Regions from separate parts of the Homo sapiens genome. Here all the other regions are linked to region 3. The links are chromatin loops, found by intact Hi-C in ENCODE. Cell type or tissue: CD4-positive, alpha-beta T cell. All regions are shown on one strand. Region 1 has its middle 6.9 kb from the start of SPON1. Region 2 overlaps SPON1 (spondin 1). Region 3 overlaps SPON1 (spondin 1).

Region 1 (2,500 bases), 120 kb before region 3:
AAATATGCTTTCTGGTCATTTCTGTCTTCTTCCCTATTTCCAGTTCTGTTTGCTTTGTCTCCTTCCCTCCCTTCTGTCTCTTTCTCTTCTTGTCAGGCAGAAAGGATGTAGGTCTATTTTCTCCTCTACTCTCCGCCCTCAGTGCCTTCCTCCAGTTCCAGCTTTATGCATGAGCAAAGGAGCGATCAGCCAACAAGCTTGGGAAGCTCTCCAGAACCATGAGTACCTTCTAGGTTACAGAGGCTAGAGTCCTACATCTTTTGTTTACCCTGGGATGCCATTGTAAACATCCTCCTGTGTCACCTTGTGAACCAGGTAGGGAACTCAAGATTACTATTTTCCCATTAGCATGCTAGCAAAATTACATCTATCAAATCGGTCTATTGGTTTGGAAATCAGAGCACAAAGCTGAGAAGTAACATAAGACAGCTAAGCTTTGAGAGTATCTTAAAGGGAGTGTTGGGGCACAATACCAACTCCCAGGTCTCTGTCTCCAGTGCTCACTCCCTTCTGAGATAGAAACCTATTGTCTTTGACAGTCCACTGTACATCCCCCTCTGAAAGACCCCTTAAATGTCAAGTGTCCACAATGGAATATATATCATCTCACACATTCCTCATTCCCACATGTCCCGTGGGTTCTCTTCTTGAATTTGTTGTCTTGGAAAAATATACCACTGAGGTGGTAGATATACAACCCAGTGGCCCTTATGAGAACTCTCAGAGCCACTCCCGTCTCCCTTCCTGCATATCACCAGGCGTTCCATCCTCTTTAGTCTGCTTCCTGAACAGCCCTCCAATTCATCCCTTCCTCCTAGCCTTAGCTCGCAGCTCTCCTCTGGACTGTTGTTAAAGCCTCTTAACATGTGTCACCCCCCCTACACTCTCACTGGACAATCCATCTTCATACAATGCCACTGAAAAGGTCACTCTGCTACCCGAAGGACACACTCTGCCTTCTCTCATCTCTAAGCTTTTGCATTAGCTCTCCTCCCCTCCTATATTCTCCATCCCCGTGTCCAGTTGACAAGTTCTGATCTGTCTTTCGAGAAGGTGTTGAGTACCTTTTCAAGTGTTACTTTACCTGGGCAGAATTAGTTACTCCCTTCTCTGTGCCCCCTTTAATACTTAGTACACATAATTCTTTGTTTTACAAATATCTGCTTTATCCATCTCTGCGGCTTCTTGAAGGCAGGAATTATGTCTTGTTTTTCTTTGGATTACCTCCTCCAATACATGTTTGCTGAATGAATGAAAGGCTTAAATTTCACAAAAATTCACTAAACACCTGCTTTATGCAGACATATTATTCTAAAATAGTGTAAAACTCAATGAGTCTATTCTCAAAGAGCAAACAATCTAGTCTAAAATGGGCCCAAACATTCCAGTTTAAAATAGGTTCAAGGAGTGCCGGGGTGCTTAGGAGTTTTTACTTAATACTGCTGCATGTTCAGTTCACTGTCACCAGGTGGCAGTAGTGTGCCATGGTCATGTGGTCCAAGCCATGAAGTTCCCAGAACTTCAAAAAAGTGGTTCTGCTTGGGTCGGGTTGCTAGATTAATAGCAAGAGAACCACAAGGGGAATGTAGACTGCGTCTGGGTTCTATGTGTGGCTGGACTTGCAAGGGTTTGCTCTTGGGAGCTGCCCACAGCTGCACCTGGCATGCTGTGCTGCATTTAGACACAGTGCTCTCTTTAATCCGTAAACCTAAAAGCAAGGAGACTTAGAGATCTCCAGGTTGGGAGCAGATCTATACCTTGGAAGACCTCCTGCTGTGCAATTCTTTTTAACTGCTCTCAGTGGTGAGCTTCTATTCCGCTGTTTTTAATTCAGACAACGTCTATGGCAATTAGGAGGTCTTAGGTGATCTCTGTTAGAACACTTTCCGTAAAGAGATATGAGCTGATTCCAAGCTACACCACATGAAAAAAAAAATGAGTGAAAACTGAGGAAACAGAGTTACAACAGAGGACACAGAGAGTGAGACAAGGTCAGTAAAAAGTCCAGTCTCTTGACTAGCACTACCTGAATCCCTAGTCCAATTCCCCGCCCAGGATGGGGAAGACTTAGCTAGAGCCGCAGGCCAAGGACATGGACAGAAACAGAAACAGAAATACAAGAGGGAGAGAGGATAAGAGCTAGATCAGTGTTTGGCAGAAGTCAGGAAATGAGGACAAGAATGCAAGTAGGGGATTAGCCTTGAAAAAATTGAAGAGTTAAACCCTTCTGCATTTGAGGCAAGAAGTGAACTTGGATTTTGCCAGAGTTTGGTTTGTGGAAGGAGATATGGAGATTTGAAGAAGTTCATGCCTAATGTCCCCCATGTGAGGGATAAAATAAGAGGGCAAGTAACCACCCCTCTCCATACCAAAGAGTGAGAATTAAAGAGTGATGAAGCAGGCTTGAAAAGATGGTAAGGACTAGATGAATAGGAAAAGAAACTGATTAGGAATAAATTTAAGAACTATACTTAAAGGTAGAATTCATGCATTTGTAGTA
Region 2 (2,500 bases), 74 kb after region 3:
AAGGGCTAATTTTTTTTTGATATATAAAGAGCTTCTTATGGTCAGTTTTTAAAAGACCAACAAACCAATAGATCAAAACACATGGACAGGTCTCAGAAAAGGAAAATGAGATGGCTTTTAGATATTATAAATGATGTTCAACTTCATTTACAATCATAGAAATACAAATTAGTTTCACAGAGCTACAATTTTTGATCTGTTAGACTTTTGACAACTATATTGTCAGAGGTGTAGGGAAACACCTTTCTACACTGGAGAGCGCTTTCTTCTGACTCAGCAGTTCAGTCAGAAATTTATATACACAGATATACTCACATTTAGGCACATTCTATTTATTGGACATTGTAACACAAGAGTGGAATAAATTAAATATCCATGAATAGGGGACCAGTTAAATAAATATGAGATTTTGATATTAAACATTTCCAAGACAAATTGTTTCATTAAAAAAGAAAATGCAGCAGGGTACTCATGATTGGTCCCATTTGTGCTATCTTTCTAAAGATGTGTACTTACGTCTCTTGAAGGGTATATAAGAATATTAATAGTGGTTGCCTCTGGGGTGGAGAGTTAAGAGATTGCGGAAAACGAAGAGAGGGACCTTTCACTGTATTCCCTTTGGTGCCTTTGGAATGTGGTACCATGTTTTTGTGCTATCTATTCAAAAAGTAATTATTTTATAGTTGAAATAAAAAAAAATAAGCCAACCAACCAACAAACACCCAAGCTTAGGAACATTTAAACGATGCTGTATCTGAAAGCACATTGTGGGGTCTTGGTAGATCGTTCTCCTCCTGGTGACCAAGAGAGCTACAGTCCACCTGTTATTTTAGGTGAGAAAACTGAGGCTCAGAAAATATACTTCACATGTCCAAATGCTAGTGGCAACACAGGACTTTTGACTTCCCTCCTGGTACTTTTTTCTGTCTCTGCTAAAAGAGAAGAGACATAGGCAGCCCTGAAAACGTCACTCTGGTGTATGTACTCCTCCAGTGTACTGAAACATTTACTTTTCACCAGATTGTGTCTCTGAGACAGTTTAGAGCTGGACTTTTCAATGAATACTTGCCATCTAGTGGTAAAAAAAGATGTGTGCACCTAACATAGACTGCATTCATTCATTCATTCATGCATCAAACACCATACAGTCATGCACTGCATAACATTTCAGTCAACGACAGACTGCATCCATGACAGTGGTCCCTTAAGATTATAATGGAGCTAAAAATTCCCATTGCCTAGTATTCACTATACTGTAATTTCTATCATTATTTTAGAGGGTACTCCTACTTATTTTTTTTAAGTTAGCTATAAAACAGCCTCAGGCAAGTCCTTCACAGGTATTCCAAAGGAAGGCATTGTTATCCTAGAAGCTGAAAGTGATGAGTTACTGCCCCCGAGGACCTTCCAGTGGGACAAGGTGTGGAAGTAGAAGTCAATGATGTTGATGATCCTGACCCTGTAAAGGCTTAAGCACATTTTTTAAAATGTGTGTGTTTACATCTTAGCTTTTAACAAAAAAGTTTAAAAAGTTAAAAAAAGAATTAAAAAGGCCTGTAGAATAAGGATATAAAGAATGAAAACATTCTTGTACAACATGCACTGTGTTGTTGTTTTAAGCTAAGTATTATTACAGTCGTTAAAAAGGTAAAAAAAAGTGTATAAAGTAAAAAGTTAGAATAAGCTAAGGTTAATTTATTATTGAAGAAAAGTGTTTTTATAAATTTAGTGTAGCCTAAGTGTACAGTGTTTATTAAGTCTACAGTAGTGTGCAGTAATGTCCTAGGCCTTCACATTCACTCACCACTCACTGACTGACACAGAGTAACTTCCAGTCCTGCAAGCTCCATACAGGTGTACCATTTGTTATCTTTTATACCTTATTTTAATGGTACCTTGATATGTTTAAATATACAAATACTTACCATTGCATTACAATTGCCTATGGTATTCAGTACAGCCACATGCTGTACAGGTTTATAGCCTAAAAACAATAGGCTATACCATATAGCCTAGGTGTGTAGTAGGCTAGACCCTCCAAGTTTGTGTAAGTACCCTCTATGATGTTTGCACAATGAAGAAATTGCCTAATGACACATTTCTCAGAGCATATCCCCGTTGTTAAGTGAGGCATGACTGGGAAATCACTTGTCCTTAAGGCACTCCTAGTCTCTTGGGAAAGACTGACAGAAAAACAGGTGATTACACCAGTATGATGAAGAGACAACTGCACTCCCATGTTTATTGCGGCATTATTCACAATAGCCAAGATATGGAATCAACATAAGTGTCCATCAACAAATCAATGAATAAAGAAAAATTGGTGTATATACACAATAGAATACTATCTAGCCATAAAAAAGAATGAAATGCCATCATTTGAGGCAATGTAGATGAGCTTGGTTGACATTTTGTTAAGTGATAATAAGCCAGGCATGGAAAGATAAATATCACATGCTCTCACTCATATGTGGGAGCTGAAAAAGTTGATCTCATAATA
Region 3 (2,500 bases):
GCCTGGGATACTTCCCACTAAGCCTGCCCCTTCCCCTCCACAGAGGTCCTGGAGGCACAGAGTGGAAAACACTCTGAAAAGCACTGTTGGAGATGATGGGATGATCTGACTAACAAAAGGCTTTGTTATTTGGCTTTGGGGTGAAGACTGTTATTCTCTTGGCCTGAGGAAACTTTCTTTTGCTTCATAGTCAAAAGAATGATCAAAGTAGCTTTGCGTAGACAGGAAGCATATTTCATTCATTTATTTCAACATCTTGTCTCTCTTGGGTAAGGAATGACTGTAAAAGACATCTGTAGGATGGTCAGAATTGTATTATTTTGTGCAAGACTAGATGTAGAGTAGATATTTCTTTGGAAAGTCATCCTGGCCTAGGCCCAGACCATCAGGAAGATTGCCTCTGTACTCTGTGGATCCATGCACACATGGCCCCATTCCTGGGTCTGGGATCATGTGACACATGCAGATCATGTGACTCTAATACTCCTTCAGTGTGGTCAGCTATAATACAGTCAAGGAATCCCTATATCTGTTAAACAGGGTGAATGGAAGTGAAAATTACCGTTTGACTGAGTAGCATTGCTGAAGAAAATCAGTAGAAGTGGTCCAAGATCCTTTCGCATTGTCTCAGTTCTAAATGTTGTAAACTTTCAAATTACTGAAACTCTGGGTTTCAGTATCCAACCCCTTCAAGGCCAGCTGAAAATCAACAACAGAGTGGGTTAAAATAAAAGAAGCATGTCTGTGCAATCCCAAATTAAAGCGAAAATATGTGCTGGCCAAAAGTAAGTCATTTTTCAGCCTCAAAATATTTTTTCCAAATTCTAAGATCCTGCATTTGACATGTTTAAGAGGGAGATATAACAGCTGAAGTTGTCTTTGTTCAGAATGTAGGAGACAGTTTTGTCTAGACTTTCAGGAAAGATATAGAATGACATTTTCAGAACAAATCAAAATATATTTTTAAATTCCTTTTTCCCCTTCACAAAGAGGATCTGACATGCTTCTGTGATTTGAATTTGGCTGATCTATAAATGGCCTCAATAGTTTAACATGAAAAGTAGAGTAAAATAAACCATTGAGAAAAGTTATTAAAATACTGTTAGTTCACTTTCTTACCTTCACAATAACCTTACCACCAAAAACAATTTAGTAACTAATATTGAGTGGAGTGGTTTCTAGGTATGTGTTAATCTCTTGACATACATTTTCTGACTTAGTTCTCACCACAACCCCATAAAGCAGGTATTGCTGTTATGTTAATTTTCTCATGAAGACAGAGAGAGTTGGGGTGACTCACTCAAAGCCACAAAGCCAAGCAGGGACTATGTCTGACTGATCTCCCAAACCTGCCTTCCTGCCCTCCTCACCACTGTGCTTGGGTCTTCTTTCTTCACAGGGCCAGCATCGTACAAAAACGCATTATTTATTTTCAAGATGAGGGCTCTCTGACCAAGAAACTTTGTGAACAAGGTAAGACCCTGTGGGTGGGGAGGGGGAGGGGCAGAGACATGGAAGGCAGCTCCTCCTGCACGATCCTCCTGCTGCAAGAATTAAGGCCCCTGGGCTTCGTGAGTTCCTCTGGGTTCTGCTTCCTCACGTAGCTCCGATTTTTAATCTGGCTGTGTGCTGTGGGTAATTGGATCCGCCTTAAGCTCTAATTACTCAGCTTGATTCCCTGGGTAGAAGATAATGTACCTTATATTGGTGTCGTCTTCTTATTTTTGTGAAACAGTGATTATTCTGAAGAGGTTCCTTGGAATAATTCACAGGACTTAATTAAGGAATGCACAATTGTGTACCTTTAAAAAGTCTGTAATGGTTCTTTGGAAAAAAATCACCAGCAAGATCTTGTGTGGCACCCAGACAATATGGGAGGATTTTCTCCAGAGAAGCCCAGCAGGGGATGGGGATGCCAAGGGGGTGTTGACCTTGTGATATCACCACATTCAAGGATCTAGTCCTTAGATTTGCAAACTTATCAACCTTCTCTCCTTAGGTTGAAGGTATTGTAACAAAGCTCATGGAGGCTAACTAGACTCGGGGGATAAAGCAGAGACCTGAGTTTAGATCAGGCCCAGGTTCGGATCTGCCTCTGCCCCTTCTAGCCATGTGACTTAAATAGATAAAATAGTACAGTACCTCCTTGACACATAGTAAATGCTGTCTATAGAATAGATAGCTCTTGTTATCTATATCTGAAAGCTTATTCATTAATCTACTGCAAAAAAAATTGACCTTAAACATCGGAATGTTTTTAAAAGTTATTGGATAACTAAATAAAAATAAAAAATGCTCTATATTTATACAGCATAACAATCTCATTTCTATTTAATTTTGCAGAATTTTTATTTGCATTTAGAGCAATTAGTGTTTGGAGAAGAAATAATCCTCTCCAACTATAGCAAAGTATAAGCTACTAAGAAAAAGAAAGGTTGATAAAGGTCTTCGGGGAAAACAATAATAATAGGTAATATGTTTGGGGTGCTTTGCTACGTGC

Evidence for each region. Hi-C counts contacts between places; a loop is a spot of excess contacts. Peaks named below come from ENCODE experiments on the same cell type or tissue, not always from the same donor. Only the 100,000 strongest peaks of a DNase experiment are listed, where the experiment ranks them.
Region 1: it touches region 3 in a loop (3-fold over the local background); 8 of 110 quality-filtered maps call a loop at or near these places.
Region 2: it touches region 3 in a loop (3-fold over the local background); 4 of 110 quality-filtered maps call a loop at or near these places.

What each region holds. Positions count from the first base shown.
Region 1 is chr11:13,954,598-13,957,097 of GRCh38, forward strand. No RefSeq gene overlaps it. Among named protein-coding and RNA genes, the nearest start is that of SPON1, 6.9 kb to the right of the region's middle. In CD4-positive, alpha-beta T cell, a CTCF peak has its summit at 1,506 (motif pointing right); a DNase peak (open chromatin) is centred at 1,474.
Region 2 is chr11:14,147,785-14,150,284 of GRCh38, forward strand. The region is part of intron 6 of SPON1 (spondin 1); the gene reads left to right. Among named protein-coding and RNA genes, the nearest start is that of SPON1, 190 kb to the left of the region's middle. In CD4-positive, alpha-beta T cell, CTCF peaks have their summits at 1,100 (motif pointing left) and 1,300; a DNase peak (open chromatin) is centred at 1,057.
Region 3 is chr11:14,073,946-14,076,445 of GRCh38, forward strand. It overlaps SPON1 (spondin 1), which reads left to right. Exons shown (of 16, transcript NM_006108.4): 4 at 1,400-1,473. Among named protein-coding and RNA genes, the nearest start is that of SPON1, 110 kb to the left of the region's middle. In CD4-positive, alpha-beta T cell, no CTCF peak of the experiment used is centred here; a DNase peak (open chromatin) is centred at 1,316; H3K4me3 peaks cover 1,084 bases; H3K27ac peaks cover 985 bases.